Regions from separate parts of the Mus musculus genome. Here regions 1 and 3 are each linked to region 2. The links are chromatin loops, found by intact Hi-C in ENCODE. Cell type or tissue: heart. All regions are shown on one strand.

The links. Hi-C counts contacts between places; a loop is a spot of excess contacts. Peaks named below come from ENCODE experiments on the same cell type or tissue, not always from the same donor. Only the 100,000 strongest peaks of a DNase experiment are listed, where the experiment ranks them.
Region 1: a loop joins it to region 2, with 6 times the contacts of the local background. A loop is called at or near these places in 20 of 42 quality-filtered maps.
Region 3: it touches region 2 in a loop (2.3-fold over the local background); 2 of 42 quality-filtered maps call a loop at or near these places.

Annotation. Positions count from the first base shown.
Region 1 is chr8:121,600,805-121,608,804 of GRCm38, forward strand. It overlaps Zcchc14 (zinc finger, CCHC domain containing 14), which reads right to left. Exons shown (of 13, transcript NM_080855.2): 8 at 7,586-7,868; 9 at 6,073-6,164; 10 at 5,383-5,513; 11 at 4,546-4,686; 12 at 3,004-4,464; 13 at 1-1,527. The coding sequence ends at 1,472. Among named protein-coding and RNA genes, the nearest start is that of Map1lc3b, 14 kb to the left of the region's middle. In heart, CTCF peaks have their summits at 2,237 and 7,012 (motif pointing right); DNase peaks (open chromatin) are centred at 1,807, 2,237, 3,197, 4,167 and 1 weaker place.
Region 2 is chr8:121,681,383-121,689,382 of GRCm38, forward strand. No RefSeq gene overlaps it. Among named protein-coding and RNA genes, the nearest start is that of Zcchc14, 33 kb to the left of the region's middle. In heart, no CTCF peak of the experiment used is centred here; a DNase peak (open chromatin) is centred at 4,209; H3K27ac peaks cover 535 bases.
Region 3 is chr8:121,101,126-121,109,125 of GRCm38, forward strand. Mthfsd (methenyltetrahydrofolate synthetase domain containing) reads right to left here and starts at 7,212. Exons shown (of 9, transcript NM_001372381.1): 1 at 7,163-7,212; 2 at 5,745-5,848; 3 at 4,449-4,562; 4 at 3,267-3,380; 5 at 1,789-1,879; 6 at 299-411; 7 at 1-119. The coding sequence starts at 7,178. In heart, CTCF peaks have their summits at 3,107 (motif pointing right) and 7,378; DNase peaks (open chromatin) are centred at 3,116 and 7,246; H3K4me3 peaks cover 2,132 bases; H3K27ac peaks cover 1,468 bases; H3K27me3 peaks cover 2,245 bases.

The DNA of each region.
Region 1 (8,000 bases), 81 kb before region 2:
ACAACGCCTCCAGTTCTGGGGCATTTTGTGATTTACACTAATTCTGTATGAGGGTGACTGTCCCGTCTGAAGAATGTTTAAGGACTATGATTTTTCTTCTCCATGAGGAGGAGGCTGGAAAATCCTTGGCAGAATATTACCATCGATTTTCTAATACCGAAGGCTTTAGCATTATAATGTTATTTGAGCATAAAATTCCCTTTAACCTCGGAGGGAGGTTTAAGTCCCTTATGCCTCCGCTGTGGTGTGTCGAACGTTTACACCATGCTGAGGAGTGAGGACCCACCCCCACCCCGGTCTGGACTGCAACTGGTGAGCGGTTTCGAGGAGGAGTCTTGCATCTCTCTACTGAAGTTTTCCAGGCAATTTTAACGGAATTAACAATCAACACATAGCCTAATACAAAAGAAGCCGACAGTTTCCAGTCTTTTGTTCATGAATCACAGGTCTGCATTACTGCTGGATGTCTGTGTCAAGTCTGAATCCATCAGCAGTGAGCTCTGGGGCTGGGGTCCTGGGGAAGCCATTTGAGACAACAGCTTGCCAGCTTCCGGAAGAATGAGGCGCGTCAGTCACAGCCAACCCACAAAGCCGAGTCATCCCCCAGTCTTCAAGAGTTGGTTCTTGTTTGGAGAGAGCAGGCTCAAAGCCTCCAGCGGGAGGGGTGGTCTCCAGCCTCGGTCGGTAACGGACCCCTGGGACCTGGACCCTTACAGATGAAGTTGTCGAGAGTGCGCTATGACTTATTTACTATATCGTGTAAATCTGTTTACAGAAAAAGATATTAAAAACCTGGAACTGCTCCAAGTGTCTACAGAACACCCTGCAATCGACTTCGGGGTGTATTTGGCGGAGCAGCCTGCTGGTGCCAACTCCAATGCCCACCGATGGGAGTCCCCTACATTGTCGGGTCCCAGCAGAGTCTGCCTCCCAGACCGCAGAGGCCTGTGTCAGGTAGTGCAATCCTTAAGAAGCCAGAGAGGAGGCTCCTACTTTAGGAAACAGCAAAATCCAGCGGGCGCTTCCTAGCCCAGAAAGGGGTCCCGGATCCGACTGGGGGACTTGAGAGAACCCCGACCTGCAGTCTTGACTCAGGTCGTGCATAGCTGCCCTGGAATTACGTGAGCCTAGAAGGACCACCGAGCTTCAGGAGACAGGTCTTCACGCTGCAGCGATGGTGTGACGGCCACGATATGCCATAGCGCTGTCCACTAGGCAATCCTTGGACCAAGCTCCAAGACTAGGAATTTGGCAATGAAATCGAGTTTGACGAACTTGCACACTAGACTCTCTCCAGTATAGTTAAGTAAAGCACCTTTGGGTTAAAAACATTAAGCTCCACAGCCACTCGACTTCAGCTCTCTGTGGTTTCCTTAGGTCTCCATGGCGCCACAGCAACTTGACTTCAGTTCTCTATGTGATTTTTCATGGCTTAATAAAATGTTCTGTTGCCAAAAAAAAAAAAAAAGGATCAGTCCGTGGAGTCCAGACTTTCTGCTGGAGGGGCGTATTTCAACCTAAAAGTTCCTGGAGAGAACGAGAGAGAGAGAGAGAGAGAGAGAGAGAGAGAGAGAAAGAGAGAGAGAAGAGGGTGAAGCCTGAGTCAATCACAAAAGTGCACACACCGCCCACCTGCTCTGAGATGCCACTCAGGACTGACCACGCCCTCGCACAGCCGCATGCCACGGGTACGAGACCTTCTGGGGGAAGTGACCGACAGAGCACCACTGACCACTTCTCAGTGCCTTGAATCTTTCTCTGGGCATAGACCTCACACTCAAGCTGGCAACACCCAGGGGCAGGGAGGGCCTGGACCGAGCAGATGCAGGCCGGCACTGGGAAGGGATGCGGCAACCTGCACCACGACTGCATTCTCCGGCCACAGGTATTGACTGGGCTTCAAAAGCTCTGCAGGTGGTGAGGATCAATGGGAAACTGCACAACCAGAGATGGAGGTGCTGGGAACCCAGAGCTGGGCAGAGTGGGACCAACTGTCCTGACCATGGTGAACCTGGGGTGTGACGTGTTAATCATCCCAGCATTCTGGAGGCTGAGACCAGACAATGAAACAAAAGAATAAACCTGGCATCATATAGTAGGCATTTCAACTTGATAACACAAACTACAGGAAACAAACACTGGAAGGAAGCAGCAGCCAGTCAGTCAGCAGGACACAGCCCGACACAGGCACACAGCTGCACTCAACGGACAGACCAACAGAGGGGGCTATGCTAGCTAGGGATTCCTTATCTCATGGCTAAATCCTTAAGTGTTACAGATCTTCCAGGAGGTGGCAGCAAGCGCTGGCTGCACCCAGCTTCTTGTGTTTGGGTAGAGCATCTGGGGTTCTTGTTTTAAGGTGTGTACAGAGGGCCAGGAGAGGGCAGTGGATTCCCTAGATCTAAAACCACAGGCAGTTGTGAATGGCCCAACATGGGTACAGAAGAAGCCTGGGTTTCTTTAAATAAGTTGCCTTTAAAAACAAGTTTATTGGGGCTGGAGAGATGGCTCAGCGGTTAAGAGCACTGGCTGCTCTTCCAGGGGTTCTGAGTTCAATTCCCAGCAACCACATGATGGCTCACAACCATCTGTAATGGGATCTGATGCTCTCTTCTGGTGTGTCTGAAGATAGCTACACAATGTACTCACATATATAAAATAAATAAATGTCTTTAAAAAAAAACTGTGGGGGCTGGAAAGGTGGCTCAGCGGGTAAGAGCACTGACTGCTCTTCCGAAGGTCCTGAGTTCAAATCCCAGCAACCACATGGTGGCTCACAACCACCCGTGATGAGGTCTGACACCCTCTTCTGGTGCATCTGAAGACAGCTACGGTATACGTACATATAATAATAAATAAATAAATCTTAAAAAAAAAAAAAAAAAAAAACTGTGTGAATAAAAATCATTTTAAAGAACAAAACAAAGCAAGTTTCCTGCTTCCTTCTCTCAGGAGCCACAAGCCACAGAGCAAGGAGGACGTGGCTCCCCCTGACCTGTTTACCTTGCCGGTTGAAGTCCATGGACGGCTGCTTGCAGTCCTGGGCTCGGTGGCCAGTGGCCCCACAGTTGTAACAGGACAGATTCCCACTCTTTTTGTGACTGGAGCCATTGGTGCTGCCCACCAGGCCTTGGGCTTGGTACACCCCCGCCGTCCCAGCCATGAAGTTCTGCATGGGTGGCACTGCAAACGTGGACTGCCCACCTAGGACGGGGTCTGGAGTCACGCTGCCATTGTAGGGTGTGTGTACCACAGGAAAGGCAGAGCCACCACCATACTGCTGGGTACTGACATAGCCATTGCCACACATGGGACTGAAGGGCAAGAAAGGGAAGGTGAGCACGGACGGCCCTGAGAACGGGTGCTGGAAGTAGTTGGCATAGCTGACCGTCAGGCCGTTGGAGCCACAGCTGCCACTGCACCCACAGGACGTGCAGACAATGCAGCCAGGTGGGGGCGGTGCAGGCTGGGGGGGTGCGGGGGGCTGCTGATGGTGGTGGTGATGGTGGTGGCTCTGGCTTGAGGCAGGAATGTTTCCTGGGGAGCTGCTGCCAGCACCGCCACTGTAGAAGCTGCTTTCGGGGACAGAAGAGAGGGCGGGACTGGAGCTGGGGGCTGGGCAACTGGGTAGAGAGGCCATGCTCGCAAAAGAAGTGGAGGGGTGGCTGCTGGGGGAGGCAGTGTTGCTATTGGCGCAGAAGCTGCCCTGCAGTGGGCCCACAGGCACACTGCTCACCGCAGAGAAGGCAACTTTGGTGTTGGCTGTGTACAGAGCAGTCCGGGGGTTCATTATTGCAGGGGGCACGCTGATCTGCCCGTTGTTGGGACAAGAAGTCTGCCCGGCGATGGCAGCATCCGCGGGCACAGAGGAAGCCAGCAGCAGCTTGATGGGTGGCCGGGCCACATGCAGGACGGTGCTCGGTGTCCCTGTGGTAGCTGAGCTGCTCTCTACAGTCAAGGCTGGCTGCTGTGCTGTCTTCAGCACCCTGTCCAGTGTGGCTGCATGCACAACTTTGGCCCGGGGACCAAAGGAGACGGTAGGTGACACCGCGTTGTTCTCTACAAGGCCCGAGAGGCCCTGCCCTGGTGGATGGGGTGCTGCCGAGGGCAGTGGGTCCAGCACAGCACCACCAAAGCTCTTGTCCACCTTCGTGCCACTTCTAGGACCAGGGCCCTTGTTCCTTTCCTCCAGAGACAGAAGGGAGTGGACAGACGACGAGAGGAGCTTCACGTCCGCTCCGCCCCTGTCTGACTTGTGCACGGAGTTCAGCATGCGGACAGGCGCCAGGTGGGAGGCTGCAGGCATGAGCTGCGGGGGCAGAGGGTGGTGAGCGGCAGGGCTGGAGCCGGTCTCGTTCTGCACAGGCAGAACCTGGGCCGTGGGTCTCGCAGAGCTGGACGGAAAGTGAGCCAGCAGCATCACGGGCTTCTCCTTCTCAGTCCCCTCGACATGGATGTCCACACCTGAGGACAGGGAAGACTGTTAGCAGGGTACTGCAGGCTCTGTGGGTGGGTAGGCCCCAGGCCCCAGCACAAGGATCTTACGTCTGTCGCTCTCCTCGGCGCTGTCTGAGCTCTCCTCGCGAACCTGCACACCCATGGGGCTGGAGGAGGAGCTGGAGTACTCGGAGGAGCTGCCCTCTCGGGGCAGCTGGTGAGCCGGCGGCTCCACCTCCACCCGCAGCTCTGTGGAGAAGGCAGGCAGAGGTCAGCACCACGTGGACACTAGGAAGCAGGGCCTGGCCAAAGTCAGACCAAGCTTCAAGAATCTGAAAACTGCACCAAGCACTCAAGGTGGTACGTTAGGTGACACGTCAAAGAGGGCACTTCTTTTTTTCTTTTTTAAAATTTACTTTTATTTCAAATACATTTGTTTTTCCTGCATTTATGCTTGTGCGAAGATACTGGATCCTCTGGAACTGAAGTTACAGGCAGTTGTGAACTGCCATATGGGTGCTGGGAACCGAACTCTAGAAGAGCAGCCAGTGCTCTTTACCACTAAGCCACCTCTCCAGCCCCACAGCACTGTCTGGTGCACACTGGTTCCTTCCCAGGCTGCACTGCGCTGCTCGTCTTGAGGATGAGCAGAGCAGAGCTCAGTGCTTCCTGCAGGATGGGCGAGCACATGAAGGACGGGAGCATAAGCGTTCAGGATCTAACACTGCTGCCCCAATAACCTTAGGCCAGGCACTAGTGGCTGGCACCCACGGCCTTCTGTACAGTTACTTGCCTGTACTAGACACTATTGAGTCATAAAATATCTTTTAAAACCTGTAAATATAAAACAAGAGTGATTGGGAAGTCTAAATTCTTCTAAAGTCAAAACCCCACCATACCACAGCTGTATACCCACCACACATCTGGACACAAGGCCTCACACACCTGAAGCGTGGCTGCTACTACGCCCAGGCTGCACAGGCCCCACGTGGCTGGTGGGGGTGACTCGAGCCACTCCGCTGCTGGTGACCAAGGATGGGGCCGAGGAGTTGAGGCACCGTCTCTCTGACTTCTCCCTGTGAATGACAAGCGTAGTGCATGAGTCTCCCAGAGGGTTTCAGAGGCCGGAGCTACCCTTGTGGTGCTGAATGCCCCCTGAGAACTGGGTAAAAAATAAAGTAACCCGGACACTGGCATTTAAAAACCTGCAGGTTCTAACACTGCTTGGCACATGAGAAATTAAAATGAATACAGTTCATTCCATGTCCATTTGGTGTTTTGAGACAGTCTCACTATGTAGCCCAAGCTACCTCAAACTCAACCCCCCAATCTCTGGCCTAAGCACTAGGAGCGCACTGTGGCCACACCCAGCAAAGCACACAGCAGAGAATTAATTCCTTCCTTCCTTTTCTTTCTTTTTTGGTTTTTCGAGACAGAGTTTCTCTGTATAGTTCAGGCTGTCCTAAAACTCATTCTGTAAACCAGGCTGGCCTCGAACACGAGATCTGCCTCCTGAGTGCTGGGACTGAAGGTGTGTACCTCCTCCCCAGCATGCATCAGATGATTGACAGCATGCTTACTTCTCGAGCTCGCCCCGCCCCCCAGCATGCATCAGATGATTGACAGCATGCTTACTTCTCGAGCTCCAGCTGAGTCTTGAGTTTCTTCTTTGCTCCCATGGTGAGGGACTCAAATTTATTCAGGTCTTCTTCCGTGAGGCTCAGGAACTTGCAGAGGAGAAACAAGACAGTAACCGAGATGACCACCAGGACTCTGAAGCTCATGGGGTCTCAGAGGGGAACAGATCAAAGGGATAGCACACAAAAGCAAGGACACGACACTGCTTCCCACGGCTCTCAGAAGCTGTGGCCTCTGTCTGCACCTCACAGGATAGCTGACAGGCACCCTGCAGCCCAGTCACTAGGCAGGGATCCAGTTCTTTTTTCTTTTTTTTTTTTTTTCAAGACAGTGTTTCTCTGTAGCCCTGGCTGTCCTGAAACTCACTCTGTAGACCAGGCTGGCCTCGAACTCAGAAATCCTCCTGCCTCTGCCTCCCAAGTGCTGGGATTAAAGGTGTGCGCCACCACCGCCCGGCTTAGGGATGCAGTTCTAACACTAGACATTTACAGTTGAAGGCTGTCCCTGCCCCTGGAGACTTGGTGTCCGCCAGCCTCCGCACACTGGAACAGAGCACAGTTACTTGGCTTAAGACCTGGAAGATCCCCCCCCCCCCCAGCAAATCACCTTCAGTTTGGTGAGGACCCAAGAAATCTAGGAAGGCAGAATTATCCAGATGAAATGGTGAACTCACAGGCCTGACACCCCAACAACTGGCCATACATCTGGCTTACCACATTACAGCCAGCTGCAGGACTCAGTCCCCTCACCATAACGCTGAGTAGAAATGAGTGCAAACTCATTATGACAAATGGTAGGAAGAAAATCTCTTGTCGTTAATATTTACGGCCCTGAGCAGCGGCATCTCAAGCACTTCCCAATGTCTACAAAGCTCCATCTCCAGGTTTAACAAACAAGTGGAGTTTTAGATGGGTGGAGCTGTTAAGAGTCATCCTGTCCAGCAGGGGGAGACTTCAAATACCTTGTGCAGGAATCCCTTGGCTTAGGCACTGAGGCTTAGAAAATGCCAACACGTATTCCTAGTCAAAGCTGTCCACTAAAACATGGCTCTCTGAGCAGGCCAGTTCTTCCATGACCTCAGGTCCGACCATTAAATGCATCAATTGGTTATCTGAGCCCCACTTGCTTGTGTCCCTGTAAGCTGGCCACACTGAGACATGAGCTGTATTGGAGGTGCTTTAAAGAGGAGCAAACGGTATCTGAGTGAGCTTTGGCCTATCGCACCTTGAGGGATGGAGCCATTTCAAGTCATAGAGTTCCTGGTTTGTCAAGACCTGAAACATTTCCAAGCTCTATAAAACTATTAAAAGCTATATAAAGTCTTGCTTTGCCTGCAGGCTGGGAGTGAAATTCTGGTCCCCTCTGACACTAAGCCATATGGTCACCACCCAAGCTCTTCCATGTTATGGCGTCTAAAAGCCTTACTTGGCCCCTCTAGGAATGAGGACAGGGCACAGGCTACTAGAGGAACACCAAGCCCCTTGTGTGACCCTCTGAGTAGCCAACATACCTTCTCCATGGTGAGCTGTTTAAAGACAGGGTAATACTTGTGCAAGCGCAGCTTCCTAAGCCAGTCTAAAATCCCATTCTGCTCCTGGGGCTGAGGGGTCTGCAGACTGGAGGGCATAAGGATGGTAGGCGAGTTGTCCACTTGGGTCCGGTATGCCAGCGCTGAGCCTGTGCCCCCTGTGTGGGAGCAGTGGGGCAGGGAGGCAGATGTGCTAGCCGAGTGCTGCAGATGGTGCTGGGCGCTGCTCTGTGAGGATGGGATGCCAGCCACGCCACACACAGGCCTGAAGGACAGGGAACAGTGAGTGGCACCAGGAGCTTAGAGGTATGCCAAGCTGGCATCTGGTGCTCAGCTCACAGCACACCTGGGGTCCTGCGCTACGACCACCACCACAATGTCCCTCCCCATAGCACGG
Region 2 (8,000 bases):
GGGAGAGGACCATTCAGTGGATGCCTCTCCTCTGCCTGAAGCAATCCTTTGGCGCCTCAGTCATTCTTAGCCAGAGTGTCCGGCTCCCTCTGTTCAGAATACAGAGTCCAGGGATTTGGCCAGGGCTGCAGTAGCTTGCTGGTGGGGTTCCTGAGAGCCGGCTGCATCCCTCCAACCCCCTGCTCAGTGGTTGGCACCAGGCGCCTGGAATCAACAGACACACAGTCAAAGAAACGCATATCTTCAACCCCGGCTTACTTCCAACCCTCAGAACAGAGAGTCAGGGTAAGTGCATGTCAGCAGACCACAGCGTTCAGTGTTTTCTGTCAAGCTGCCCAGAGCCCAGGAGAGCGTCAGGCAGGACAATTCAGGTTAAGCCACGCTCAGCTTGCTGTCCCAGGCTCTGCCACACTTCTTCGGGCCAGGCTGGCTTCCTCATCCAAAACCTGAGAGCTGCGTGCTTGCTGAGCCCTCCCTCCCCATAGAACCTGAGAGTGAGGAGTGTTGGGCGAAACTTCCTTCCTACTGGAAGGGATGCAGACAAAGAGGCACCCATGTTCTTGGACATCGCCATGTGTATACACACACACACACACACACACATACACACACACACACACACACACACACACGCACGCACGCCAGCACTGCAGCAGCCATTATGCCACCATGTGGAGGAAGCATGTGGGCTTCTGGTGGGATCAGTGTCCTAGTGAGCCCATTCTGACCAGGGACAGCCTGTATCTGCTCAGCTGCTTTTGCAATCCAGTAAAGATTCTCTTCTGCTGTCTTAGTCAGGGTTTCTATTCCTGCACAAAACATCATGACCAAGAAGCAAGTTGGGGAAAGAAAGGGTTTATTCGGCTTACACTTCCACATGGCTGTTCATCACCAAAGGAAGTCAGGACTGGGACTCACACAGGGCAGGAACCTGGAGGCAGGAGCTGATGCAGAGGCCATGGAGGGATGTTACTTACTGGCTTGCTCCTCATGGCTTGCTCGGTCTGCTTTCTTATAGAACCCAAGACCACCAGCCCAGGGATCCCTCCCACCCTTGATCACTAATTGAGAAAATGCCTTACAGCTGGATCTTGTGGAGGCATTTCCTCACCTGAAGCTCCTTTCTCTGTGATAACTTCAGCTTATGTCAAGTTGACACAGAAAAACAGCCAGTACAGCTGGTATAGGAAGGTGTGTGTGTGTGTGTGTGTGTGTGTGTGTGTGTGTGTATGTGTGTGTGTATAGATAGAAGATAGATAGATAGATAGATAGATAGATAGATAGATAGAGTTTGTGTATGCATCACCATACCTGGTGACTAATTTTCACTTGTTAATTATGTGTGTGTATATTTGTGGGTCTACACATGGGTGTGTGCACCTGAATACAGATTCTTGTCAAGGTCAAGGGCATGAGATGCCCCTGGACTTAGAGTTCCAGGCAGTCTCAGCCACCTACTATGGATCCTGAAACTCTGGCCCTCTGTAATTGCTCTCCGTCCTCTGAACAGCTAAGCCGTCTCTCCAGCCCCCAGTTGTCGTCGTTGTTATTGCTGGGTTTTATTTGTTGTTGTCTGTTTTGAGGCAAGTTTCATGGAAGCCCATACTATCCTCAAGCCCAGGTACAATTGAGGATGACCTTGAACTTTGAACCCTCTGCTGCCACCTCCTAAGTGCTTCTGTTAGAGCCCAGCCTTATATCATCACGTCCTGGTTGAGTGCTGGGGACGGAACCCATGGCTTCCTGCACGCAAGGCAAGCATGCAGTTATATGTCCAGACTGGTTTTGGCCCAACCATCTGTCATTTGTAGCTCTGAGAGTCAAGACCCAGAAACTCATGTGAGGAGAGAGAAACAGGAGAGGGATTCCAAGGGAATTGAGGGAGGCACCGAGGTAAGCAGATGGAGAGGGTGATGGCAGGAATGTGCCTCAGCAGACGGAGGCAGGGGAGTGGGGAAACCACACGTGGAATCTGCCCAAACCCACTCCTAAAGAAAGCAAGCCCGAGAGGTCAGAAAACCAGTAGCGGAATGGACTGGGAGTTTCAAGTCTTCCCACAAGGAAGCCAGGAGCCCACACAGCTCACAGGTGTGCTCCTAACAACAGTTTAGCCAGAGATGACTGCTCCCAGGATCTAGAAGAGCAGGGCCATTCTCAATTTATCCCCTGGGGCCAGAGTCCCTTGAAACAAGAATCTGACAAGAATCACCATTCTTGTGGGAAGACAGGGTTGCCCAGCAAAACCACTGGCCAGAAGGGACCCAGAGCTGACTCAGCTGGCAACAGACTTGCTGTGCCAGCATGAGTGGGAGATCAGATTCCCAGAACCACTCTGTGGTGGTGGAGACAGGAGAATTTCCAGGGTTCTCCGACTGCCCAGCCTAGCCAAATCAGTCTCACAAAACAAGGCGGGGAAAGTCTGAGAAACACATCCAACCTTGACATCTGGCCTTTACATGCATGCACTCAGGCACATGCATGTTCACACACACACACATGAAAGTGCACACACACATATGCACACATGCATGTGCATGCACACACGTGTGCACACAGGCACACACACTCATATGTGCTCACATATGCACACGTGTTGCAGGATATTTGATCACACTGTGTACCCTGAAGATTGTATTATTTGCTGAAAAAGCAGTTTCTCGTCCTGGTGTGGCTCAGTGTGACTGGAATACAGACACAGCTTTAGTACTCACCTGTAATCCCAAACAATGAAGGTTTGGGGTTTGCGTAGAGGGGAGCAGCCATGTTTGAAAGTGATGTCTGACTGAGTGGCAGACAAAGTGACGACTCGGAGAAAGATTTATAGAATGAGTCAGAGATAGGATATGTCCAACTCACAGGAGAACAAAGAGGAAAAGAGGCAGAGAGAGAGAGAAAAGGGGGGGAGAGAAGGAGGAAGAGAAAGAGGAGGAGGAGGAGGAGGAGGCAGTTTTACTGAGACAGTTGTACAAAGACAGGATGCAGAGAGAGAGAACAAGCTAGACACAGGTGAAGACAGCAGGAGCCAGAAAATGAGAAGGAGCCAGAAGATTAGAACAGATTGCTAAACTTATTTTGAGGTGAAGTAGAGCAACTGAGGAAGGGCTGAGGGAAAAGAGAATCAGTCAGCTTGGAGAAGAGTTTGAACCAGAACAGCTGAGTTGAGCCAGCCAGGCAGCACTCAGAAAGAACTAGAAAGGGTGAACTTACTCAGCATCTCAGAGGCTGGAAACATTCTAGGCCTACACTAAATTATACAGAGGCTAGACGCTTCCAGGACTAGGCCTAGGTTAGCAGACTGAGAGCAGGCTGAGGCAGTAAGCTTTCAGGACGACAGTTACCAATACTTTGAATGCATGCACGCATACGCACATGTGCGGACACACACACACACACACACACAATCTCACGTGATAAAACAAAAGCAGAGTGTCTCTCAGAGCCACATCTCCAGAGTGATATCTAGGAAAAGCCAGCACTGGTGCAGGAATGGGGCCCTAGGCGCTGTCTACCTGGGTAAAGAGTCTGGAAAGCCCTTCATGGCCTCACCTGTTCCAGTCCCTTAGCTTCTCTCTCAGCATCTCCTGAGGTTGAGTTTGGGTCCTTCATGTTTACAGGGCAGAGACACCCCCCACCCCCTCGGATGGCCGGGCCCTGCTCTGGCTCTGGCACAGCAGGGTCACAGTAACAGTGATCCCCCTGTCTCTCATCCTTTCTCACTTCCAGAAAGAGAGGCTCTGACAGAGCGGCCTCTCCTCCCCTTTCTCATCCCCCATTTCTGCTAGTGATTACTGCCGAACAAACCACTTCATCCGTGGTGGCTGGGACATCCCCTCCTATGACCAATCCTGCGATGCCACATAGCGCCACCTCTGTCACTGTCAAGGCCCACCCAGACTGTGGTGAAGGAAACCCAGATTGGAGCTCTTGATAGGGGAGGAGGTTAGAGCCTCTGTGTAGATGGAGGGACAATAGGGCTTGCTCTCCTGAGCCCCCAGCTCACCCACTCTCTTCCTCTTCCCACAGAGGTGACCTGTCATAGTGCATTGTCACCCTGGCCTCAGTGGTCATTTGGAGATGACCTATGGCCCAACCAGCCTCAGTAAGGTTAGCCAGCCCAGCTTCCCAGCCTGGAGTTATCAACCTGCCTCAGGGGTAGCATGACTAGGCTGGTAAGGGTCCTTCCTGGTATGTCCATTGTCACCTTCACTTAAGGTCCAGATGACGAGAAGGAGACAGAGAGCGCCCCCTGGTGCCCTCTGTTACAAGGGCACTAACCTCACGCTGAGGGCCCTACCTCGTGGCCTCATCTGACCCTTGTGCATCCTAATTCCAAGTTTGGACCTGCATATCCATCTATCACCTTGTCCATGGTTCTAGCTTGTGGGTCTAGCCTAGGCTTCTTCAGCCTGGCTGCCTCCTAACCCCCAGGTGTGGGAAGGTTTTGTTTCTTTGTTTCTGTTGTGCTTTTTGTTGTTGTTGCTGCTGCTGCTGCTGCTGTTTGTTTCTCTTGTAACAGAGTTTCATGTAGCCCAGACTGGCCGCAAGCTCCTTACCTAGCTGAAGGCTTGAATTCCTGATCCTTCTGCTTCTACTCATCCAAGTCCTGGGATTGCAGGTGTGGGCGACCACAGCTGATTTTTTTTTTTTTAAACTTACAAATCATCTTTGTGTATGTGTGCATGATAAGGCCTCAAAATCAATGACAAATGGCTGAGGTGCCTATAACACATCAAAGTGGACCTGGCTGCCAGATTCTCCCAGCATCCCTCAGTCCCTTCCTGTTATACCATTACACTAAACTCTCCAGCCCAGGAGCTGGGCTGCCCTTCCCTGTATAATCCAACCATTTTGGTTATCCGGGCCTTTTATGTATGATGATTCTCCTGGCCTCCTGGTCTCTGGCTCTTCTCTCTTCCTTCCCCTCCCCCCTCTCCTCACATGCTTTAGGGTCACATCCACTCTGGCCTCTCCCAGATGTTCCTGCCTCTGGCTATGTTCTCCCTTTTATCAACAATAAACTTTCTCCCCCAGCACACCTGGGGATGGTCGTGTCCTTCCTTTTCTGTTTCTTCTTTTCATTCAGAGGTCAGAGGACCACTGATGAGAGCTCTCTTCTACCGTGGAATCTGGGGATGGAACCCAGGTCATTGCGCTGGTGCAGCAAGGGCCATTGCTCACTGAGACATCTCCACGAATCCACTGTTGCCATTTTAAGAAAATGTTCCTGCTATTTGGAAAAGAAAAACTTGAGGGAAAACTCAGGAGTCTCTGGGATCCGCCAGCCATGTACACTCCCACCCACATCAAGGTCATCTCTGCCTTCTGGGTCTTCAGACTGCTTGGGCTAACAAGGGCGCTGTCACCAAGCTCACAACCAAGTGACAGCAGCAGTGTCAGAATCCCTTCTCAAGACAGACACACACACATACACAGACACACACACACACACACACACAGACACACACACACACACACAGACACACACACACACACAAACACAAAGCCTTGAGAGGATGGAGACTTCCTCAGCGATCAGTTATGAGTCGCTTATGACACTTGACATTTGACCTTCTCAGAGGTCAGGGCTCATGTAGCTACACTCAGCTGTCAAAGCAGAGACCAAGCTGTAAAGACCAGCAGTGATTGGCCTCCCCTAAGTATCTGAGGAAAACACAGGGCTTGCCTTTGTGTGTGTGTGTGTGTGTGTGTGTGTGTGTGTGTGTGCTTTGTCTGAATGTACATCTGTGTGCCACACTCATGCCTGGTGCCCACAGAGCCCAAAAGAGGTCATTGGATCCCCTGGAATTGGAGTTACTGATATTTGTGAATTACCATGTGGGTGCTGCAAATTGAGCCCAGGTCATTTGGAAGAACAGTTAGTGCTCTTAACCACTGAGCCGCCTCTCTAATCTCTTGCCTTTTTTATTTATTTATTTATTTATTTATTTATTTATTTATTAGATGGGGTCAAACTGTCTATTAGAGGATGACCTTCAACTTGTGGCCTTCCCCCCCTCCCCGCCCCCCGCCCCCGCAGTGCTAGGATGCAGGGTGTGCCACCACATCCCACATCCGTATGGTGCTGGGGATGGAACACAGGACGTTGTGCATGTTGAGCAAGTTCTCTACCCAGAGACCTTTTTTCCATCTTTTCTCTGAGCTGCTTCCTCCCTGCGCGCTCAGAACCCAGGCACGGAGCGGCTCTGCCCACCTCTCAGGGGCACGGGATGGGCTCTGCCCACCTCTCAGATCCCGAGCACTAGACTGCTCTGCCCATCTCTCTCTCGAACTGATTCTGCAGTTGCCCTATGACATCTGGAGCTTGTGCTGAGCCACAGAAAGGTCCTCCTTAGGAGGCCTGTAGAATACCTGGTCAGCATTTTATTCAGCCTCCAGGTTGAGCTGGTGCACCCTCACAGCGCTCCAGGCGGCCTCTTCTGATCTGCCAGCTGCATCCCTGAAAGCCAACTCTAGCTGCTTCAGGATAAAAAGGCCCAGCCGGCCAGGGCAGAGCCTGAGCCAATCTCCCAGGCTAGGATCTCATTTCCCCTTCCCTGTTGTGGCATTAGAACCTGCCAGCAGAGCCCACCTCACCCTGACCGATCTAGAAATTATTTTTAGAACCGAACTCCACAGAAACCATTGTCTGCTGTTGCCATGGCAACAGGGCTATGAGGAGCCCCAGGCTCCCAGGGACTGGTGGAGGCCTTGATGATGGTAGATTTCTACCCAGGAGGCCTGGGCTCATAGTTACCATCAGAGAGACCTGGGGTGGAACCCCTCCACCCCCACCTTCCAGCATTAAGGACCTGTTAGCTGCTGGACTTTGTTTAAATCTATTCATGAAGCTGTCTAGAACTGAATTAGGCTAATTTAGCACAGGAAACACAAGGGGCTAATTCAGCCAGGCGCGGTGGCTCACGCCTGTAATCAGAAGGCAGAAGCAGGTAGATCTCTGTCAGTCTAGCCCAGCCTACATAGTGAGTTTCAGGCCAGCAAGGGCTACACAGTGAGGCCCTGTCTGGGGGGGGAGGGGCTGGGGAGGGGGGAGGGAAGAGGCAAATTCACAGTCATCGTGTCTTGATGGGGACAGTGAAGCACTATCATGTCAGCAAAGCCCCATGCAGCTGCAACTGCTGCTCAAACAGGAAGGACAGGAGATCATGCAAACCCGGATGAGACCAGTATGTTGGACCAAGATGGCTGCTAACTGCTCTCTGCTTCATTAAAGAGCCTCCCCATCTCCCTCCGCATGATCTGCCTCACCCACTAACCTTCTCCCATCCCCCATTTGAGGACAGAAAAGACAGTAACCCCTCCCCCAGCTTAAGTCATGGAAAACCTCCCCTCTGCTAAAGCTGTCAGAGGTCCCAGCAAGGCGACTTCCCCAGAAGTCGCTTCTCAGTTCTTCAGAGTGTGTGTCTCTGATGGCAAGGAAACCTGCCTACAGGAGGCAGAGGTCTCAGGCAGGCTGCTCACCTCTAAGACCCGCCCCACCCCCCAGCAGTCACCACAAGAGCAGGACCTGCTGCCTGACTGGAGAACCCAGATCTGCCTCCTCACCCCACAAGATTCCTTAGACAACCGGCCAGGAAGCTGGGGGTTAATTTTCAGATTCAATCCAGTTTGTGCGAACCAGTGACCCAGCCTCAGAAAAGAAGACAGGCGGTCGCCCCCCACAATCATATCACACCCTGCTAACAAGAGTGGCTAGAAGCAGAAGACTCACGAATGTCATGTTAGAAGGCAGGGATCCTCTCAGTGAAGGGAAACCCACAGCCTCTGGCATCTGCATGCCCTCTGTGCTTGTGAGTAGATGGGTGTGTAAGGGAGAAAGCCACAGGACATTTGCTCATGCGCTAGGAGCTGGGGGGGGGGGTAGGTGTGCTGCTAATGTACCCACAAATGCAACCACCCAGAGCAACACACAACCATCACCTCAGTGCCTCTTAGGGTCCAGCTCAGCTTGTACAGGGTCTGCTGTTCATGGAGACTTGGCT
Region 3 (8,000 bases), 580 kb before region 2:
CACATGATGCCCGTTGGCTTTGGGCGTGCACAGCCTGTAGTGATGACCCTGGTGGGAGTGAGGATGTAGTCAACTGTGAGGTCGTGGTCCTCCACAAGAGCCTCGGGGATGTCTACGACCTGGGCAGGGAGGGAGTTGACAGTCAGGTTACAGCAGGGCCTGCCCAGCAGGAACCACGCATCGCCCATCGCCATTCGATACCTCTAATGGTGTGCATGAGGAGGAGCAGGTGTCTCCCCCGACCCCCAACTCCCGGAGCCGATGTCAGGGACACCTGTCACAGGTCCGCAGGACATACCTGGCAGTCGTGGACAATTGTGACAACCGGTGTCCCCTTGTGGACGGCTCCCATTGACACCATCATGGCGTATTCAAGATCAGCATAGCCTTCCCCTTTCCCAATTCGCCAGCCTGAGGGAGGAGAAGGGGCACAGTGGAAGTGGATTCCTGTCAGGCCTCTGTGGAGAGGATGGGATCCCGGAGTTCCTCTTGTCCACCGTTACCCACGGTGGTCCCGGAACACGAACCCACAGGCACCAAACGCTGAAAGTGCACAGTGACTGAGGGAGCCTCAGATGCCCTGTGCGGTGAACACGCTGGCACTTGGAGGGGCTCTCGTGACAGCAAGACACCGTGAAAAGCAGTGGGCAGGGCCAGGTGCCCTGGCACAGACCTACCGTTAGCACTAAGAGGCTGGCTCAGAGGAAGGCGGGGGTTCTGCCATCAGAACCGAAGTCAGTGTGTGAAGACAGAGGAGAGAGCTCTACTTCGAGGGACAGGTGTTTGGTTTTCCTGTCCTGGGAAGGCAAGGCGGATGGAAAGGGGAGGCTGGGTGCAGTGGGGCTTCACAGCCGTGGGCCCATGCAGGCAGAAGAACATAGGACCACAGCAGTGAACAAGCAGCCTTTGGATTCCAGTGTGGACCTGGGTTCTCCTCGCCTGGAGTCTGGGTACCACCACAGCATCACTCAGGAGCAAGCACACCACTAAGATGACTCTCTAAGACTGAGACCTGCCTGAGCTCCTGAGAGAAGAAAACGCACAGGCAGAGGAATGAGACAGAGACAGAGGGACAGCAGACAGTACATGCAGGCTACATGGCGAGGTGAGAGGCAGGAGACTGGCAGGAGGTCCCCAACCATCTTTACCCTGCAGCCCTTTAATAAAGTTCCTCACATTGTGCTGACCCCCAACCATACAGTTACCTCAGTGGTACATGTGTATGGCTGTGGTTTTGCTACAGTTATAACTCATAACGTAAATATCTGATAAGCAAGCACCGAAGGGGTCACGACCCACAGTTGAGAACCACTGTCCCACATGGTGGCACATGTGCATGGGAGTCTGGAGGGAGGTGGATAGGAGGCCTGGGAACCTGATGAGGGAAAATGACTATGAGTATACAGTATAGAAAACTGTAGGGACACTGTAAGCTAGCCTGGGCTAAGCAACATTCTATCTTTAAAAACCAAAACTAAAGGCAGGAGAGAGATTTTATGGTTCACCACCAGTCTGCTAATAGTTAATGTGGGATCACTACAACCATGAGCGGGCCTCCACACAGGCCTGGGAGAGGACGTTCTACACTGTGTTGGTTGAGGTGTGAGAGAGACTCGATCCCTCCCATCCCTATCACACTCAGCCTGCCATGTGGACTGACTGAACAGCAGAAAGCCTGCAAGGTGAGCGGCACAGGGGCTGATGTCAGGCTCTCAGCATGGACACAGGCAAGTGGGGAATGCCCAGGGTAGCCTTCAGGAACATCCAGACAGCCTGTCTCTAGCTTACCTTTCTCAGACACAGCAACAGATCCCACCACAACTAGATCCACAAGAACACTGGAATCCAAGCCCACTGGGACGCTGAAATTCCGCACACCCTGTGAAGGGAAACGTGAGCCGGCAGAGTGGGTGCGAGTCCCACACCACACTCCAGGAGGCAGTGTCCTGGGACAGCCAGTTCCGGGAATAATCAGATGGTGTCTCCTACAGTCCCTATCCCAGGAAGACGGCCAGAGGGAGCTGACCACACAGAGTCACACAGCACTAATGCTGGGGAGCACAGAATGGGAGGCACACCAGCAGGCCAGAGCCTGGTGAGTCACAGCACAGGGACACCAGGATGCTTGAGGCCACAGGTTAGGCACCTTAGACTAGACACTGCAGGTCCCCCCTTGTGGTTGTGCACTCTTGCTTCTGGAAATGGCTCCCAAGTGTGGCCAGTCGTCCAGATCATCAGACGCTGCATAAAGTGTGAAGCGACTGCACCTCTGAGGCAGGTCGGAGACGTGTGGGTCTGTCTAAAGCACATGGCTGGGCACGCCCGAGGCACCCACCCTCTATGCCGTCCCTCTCTGCAGCCATGGGAATAGGCTCCTCCCTGCCTGGGCTGTGGGCCTGGGACTGACCAGCACCGCGGTTCATCTTTCCCTCGTCTTTCTTTTAAAAATTTTTTCCCATTTTCTCAGTGATGGGATGGGATATGGCTTCTCACACATCTGCAGAAGAGCTCCAGTGAGGAGCACTCTATTGCGCGCGTGCGCGCACACACACTTCCTTTTTATCTTTATTCTGAGACGGTCTTGCTGCGAGGCCAAGGCAGGTTTGGACCAGCAGTGCTCACACACCAGCCTGCCCAGCAGCTGATTTCAGATGTGCACTCACAAATCCAGCCCTCTGTGCACACACATTATATCTTTATAGCACATTTTTGTAAGCCGCAGACAATTTTTTAAGTCTATTTTATTTATTGTTATTTTATTCACATACCGGTCACTGCCCCGACAACCCTACTTTTTCAATAAGAAAAATTATGAGGAAGGAGTGAACCAATCGGCCACTACATGTGAGACTCAGGGGACAATATGGAAATGACACAGGGTTTGTGGTTCTTTAAAAAGCCACCAAGTGTTATTGTATGTAAGACGCGAACCCTGGCTCTCCATCCCTCGAGTGTGTTTCCAGACCAGTTTAGCAGGACTGTGAAGTGTCTGGTGACAGGCAATCAGGCTCCTGTCAGCGGTTCCAAATGACAGAGGCTTGCTTCCCAGCCTGCTCTGCGGAGGGGACCATCACTGTTTCAGCAAGCACAGGTGCACAGCCCCAAAACCACCACAAGAGGGCGCCAGAGTCCCCAATACTGGGATCTACTGCTCGGATGGAGCTGCTGACCCTGTCTGCTCTCATGGCTTTGCTCCGAGGTGTTCTACTCTACAGTGTACACTGACCCACAAGCACAGCCCCTGAGGTGGGGTTTCCAGCACTCACCTGGGAGGTGGCACATTTCCTCAGAATGTCTTTGGTGGCTCCAGGGGGTGGCGTGATCTTGTTAAACAGCCCTGTTCGCAGTCGTGGTGTTGGGACCAGCAGTGTTTTTTTGCTCTTTGAGGGAGAAGACAGTCAGTCAACTACAGGGCGGGCGCATGCTTTCTCCACTGCAGGAGGAAAGGGATACGGGCTAAGGAACACCTGAGCAGACCCAGGCTGCTTCCTTTCTCCTGCCTAGCTCCCCTCAGGGCCTCAAGGGAACTGCAGGTGACAGTACAGGAGAATGTCCGTCCCCTGTGGCCTCCATCAGCCACAGTTCCTTGCTGCTCCTTGCAGTCTCACGGGCCAAATCCTGCTCAATCCTGATCAGCTTAGGGAACAGGGTGGGAGCCCCACATCGCTGCCCTTCCTTCCTGGACCATGTGGAAGGTGTCCTGCACAGCTGTGACAGCAGTGGGAGACAAGCAAGTCATCCCCATGGCCTCTGGCAGTTCCAGGGGGATCCCCAAAGCCCCGTGCCTGACATGCAGTGCCAACAGCAGCAGACTTGGCTCAGCAGAGCTACCGTAACATTACATTAACTGTGTCCTTCCATGACACCTTTGCGGGTCTGTCTTTAATCACTCTGCCTGCTTTGGGAGTTATAGTCGCTTAAGAGCTAGGAGCATTAAAACGCACACCGGGTTCTCTTCTCATACTGACAGAGATGCTATAAAGCAGTGTAAGGGGCTGGTGAGATGGCTCAGTGGTTAAGAGCGCCGACTGTTCTTCCAAAGGTCCCGAGTTCAAATCCCAGCAACCACATGGTGGCTCACAACCATCCGTAACAAAATCTGATGCCCTCTTCTGGAGTGTCTGAAGACAGCTACAGTGTACTTATATATAATAAATAAATGAAAAAAGTTAAAAAAAAAAAAAAAGCAGTGTAAGTCCATGCTGGGTTGCTCCTTTTGCTTTGAGATGTGGCCAGACTCTGCTGTATGGGAGACTTCGTATCAGACTTCTAACTGAGAAGGTTTCTTTGTTTCAGGGACTAGAAGAGTAACAATGTAGTGAAAGAAACAGACTGTTGAGAATTGAAGTCATGGCTCAGTCTAGCTCAATACACTGAGCCCACCCATGCAGCAGTGGGATGGAAGTTGAGCCTTCAGGACTGAGGGCAGCTTAGGAAAGAGGAGTTACCTGCAGTGCCAGGAATCGGACACCTTCCAGGGGCTTATCAGGGTCCACTTTCACTTCCTGTGTCCCAGCAAAGACTTCCAGGTCTCTGATGCTCTGGCCAGCCAGGTAGGACCCCTAGTTAGGCAGAGACAGTGCCACCCTTACCTCCAGCACCAGGAAGCGGGCGTTTCTCTGAGGAGCGTCCGGGTTGACTTTAATGGTTCTGGCCACATGGAAAGCTTGCAGGTGTGGGAGGTGCCCCGCAGCCTGAGCAGCACCCTGTGTAGACGTGACTGTGTGTCACTGTGAAGACACGGACGGGCCAGGTCTGGCCTGGGCATCACAGCCCAGCATCCGCCCAGATTCCCCCAAGGAGACAGAAAGAGCCCAGGGTAGGAAGGGGCTAACCCAGAACTCAGTTCTTACGTGAAGAAAACTCTGAAGAGAGCCCAAATCCCAAGGGCAGAGTCTGCGGGATTTCCACAAAGAACGGAGCTTGTGTAAGGACAAGGATGCCCCGAAGGCCTTGATTTGTCTGACTCAGTCCCGAGACCAGGAGCTGGCCCTGTGCTTCCTGTACCCTCTTTCCTGCACTCCATCCGTTTCCCACAGATCACAGAAACAAAACTACTTGGAATGATGGCCTCTAGGGGCTATACAGTCTGCAGCACACTCGGTCAGGACCAGAGCGAGGCCAGTGTAGGAAGAAAGTCCTGGCAACACAGAGTGCTGGTGGATACCTGGTTTTAAGCACACGAGGGCCTTGGTATGTCTTGACAAAGCACTTCAGGTTTTTTTCAAACACCACCCCCCCTCTGAGACAGAGTTTTCTGCAGCCCAGTCAGGCCTCCAATTCACAGTGTAGCTGTGAATGACCTCAAACTCCTGACCCCCTGCCTCCACCTGCCAGGTGCCTCTGAGCCAGCACCTGGCTTACACTGCCTCTTTCAGGCAAGCTATTTTCCATGCAAACTATCAGCAATAGTTGGGTTGACTTATGTTTTGAACAGTTAGGACACTGAGGCCCAGGGCTGGTACTAAAGGCTGGGCTTCCCTCTGTGGGCTTCACAAGCCCCCCTTAAGTGGCTGAGGGAGGCCAGCTCCGTGAAAAGCACCAGGAGCTGCCACAGTGCAGAGACCATGGCCTAAGGGGTAAGGGAGTAGGACCCGTCCAAACACCACGTGTCCTCCAGGCCCTCTGGACTCTGCCTCCGCACACTGTGCCCCCCAAATCCGTCCCACCAGAAAGCAGTGGAGCTATGTCACTGGCACAAATAGCCTAATCCCTTTCTAACAATGCCAGGGACACTTCTGTACCTTGAAGTTGGGGATCCTGTGATGAACGGGTCGGGGAAAGTCAGCTATATCATGGGATTCCATGTAGTCCCAAATCCGTTCACGTATGCTTTGTTTGGAGACACCTACAAGAAGGAAGGACTGTGACGTACTGCTAAGAAGCAATCCCATAATGCACGTGGGCACATCTATACCTGCCACTGTGACACCACTTGCATAGGAATTTGCGACCGAGTCAGACCAGCTTAAGATAACCAAAAGTATTAGTTTTCCCTCGAGCTCCCTGGCCAGTTGAGAGAAGCACCTTCATTTCTGCTAGGAAGCTGGAACACACTGAAACCAACTGTAAATCAATCTGTAGTCTTTCCTCGGCAGTGCTAGGGGTTCCTGCATCCCAGGCAAGCTCTCTACGAGTGAGCTACACACCTTTTTGAGGCAGGGTGTCTCTCTGATCAAAATGGGGCTTGAACCTTTAAGTGCTCTTCCTTCAGCCCCCAAATAGTGAGGTTACGGGTGTGCCACCAGGTCTGGCTAGAAGGTCATCTTTTGAACTAGTTAGTGATCCAGTGGGTCACACCTGGGGCTTTAAGTGTGCTAAGCAAGAACACTATCACTGAGCCACACTCCCAACATGTCCTTTAAACTGTTAAATCTTACAAATGACCTTACAAACCTCACAAGGCAGGCGTATAGAAAGTACATTTGTCTTCCTTGATATTTATAGCTGGTGCAAGCCTTTAATCCGAGCTCTTGGGAGGCAGAGGCGCTCTAAATCTCTAAATTTTGAGGCCAGCCTGAAATACAGAGTGAATTCTAGGGCAGCCAGGATTACACAGAGGAACCCTGACTCGAAGAAAACAAAACAAAACAAAGCACAAAGATGTATTTATTGTATATGTGCACCGCCAGCAACCGAACCGGCGGGGTGTGCATGCAGGTGCGGGAGGGCACTGGGTCCCTTCCCGTGGAACTGGACTTGTGAGTCACCGCATAGGCTTGCTGGGCCTTTCTCCCTCCTCTCTTCTCCACCTCCCTCCCTTCCTCTCCCGCTCGCTCTCCTCTTTCACTTCTCTCCTCTCTCTCCCTTCCTCCCTCTCTCTCCTGCTGGTATCACAGCGTTTGCACCAGCAGACCCCACTGACCAGCAATGGTTGCCTTCCCTACTTTCGCGGCCGGTGCACTTGTCGAGAACGCTTTGCAGCGCGGGCCGGGTGCCTGCTGGGCGAGTGCTCGCCGCCGCTGCGCGACCTCCCCAGCCTGGCTGGCTAAAACCTGTCCAGCCAAGCAAGGCGAGGATGGGACTGATCCTCCCTCCCGGCTGCCAGCCTCGGCGTCCCAGCCGTACCAGGCCGAGCCGCGTCCTCCCCCACGCATGCGGACCACGGGAACAACCGCGCCGTCCCAGCCTCGGTTTCCCCATCACCCTCGGTCTTCCTCACCCTCCTGGGTCTCCATGGCTAACACGTCACCGAGCGACGCCCCGTAGCATGTCCCCGCGCGCTAGTGACGCCAGACGCCAGCGCTTCGTGCTGCACCTGCGCACTGAAGCTAGTGACCCGCAAGGTTCGCGCACGCGCGGTTGGTGCAGTGGGCGGACTCCCGTTCTGGGTTTGGGGTTCCCTGCAGTAGTAGCACCGACGCATTAGAGGACCAGAGGTCACCGCTGGAACTGCCTTGCAACGCGGATGCCCAGGATTTCCCGAGACACACACGCACACAACACGCATACATTTATACCGTATGGAACATATAACACTCTAGGGCGGACGAGATGGTTCAGCGAGATAAAGGCGCTTGTTGCTAAGCCTGACAACTTGAGTTCGATTCTCAGGACCCACACAGGGTAAAAGGAGAAAAATGACTCCCGAAAGTTGTCTTTTGAGCTTCACAAGCTCTGTGTGTGTGTGTGCGAGTATGTATAGTACCTATAGAAACATCCCTTGAAATTCAAGGTTAACAAGGAAACCTGTTTATAGGAGTGGATCTAGGGTTTCCAACTTTCTTTTCTGTACCATGAATTGTACCAGGAACACGTGGTTAGACATAAAAATAAAGACTGTTTATAAAGGAAAGGCACTCCTGAAATGAAGAGGGTTGTAAGTCAGGGACAGCTTGGTCGATTTTGTGTGTGTGTGTGTGTGTGTGTGTGTGTGTGTGTTCCCAATGCTTGTAGTCAGCATACTGTGCATTTGGAGCATCTGTTGGGCTAAGGATGTACAAGTCTGCACTGGCCACTCAGCTCCACACATCCTAGCCTCTGATTGGGGGATGTGAGGG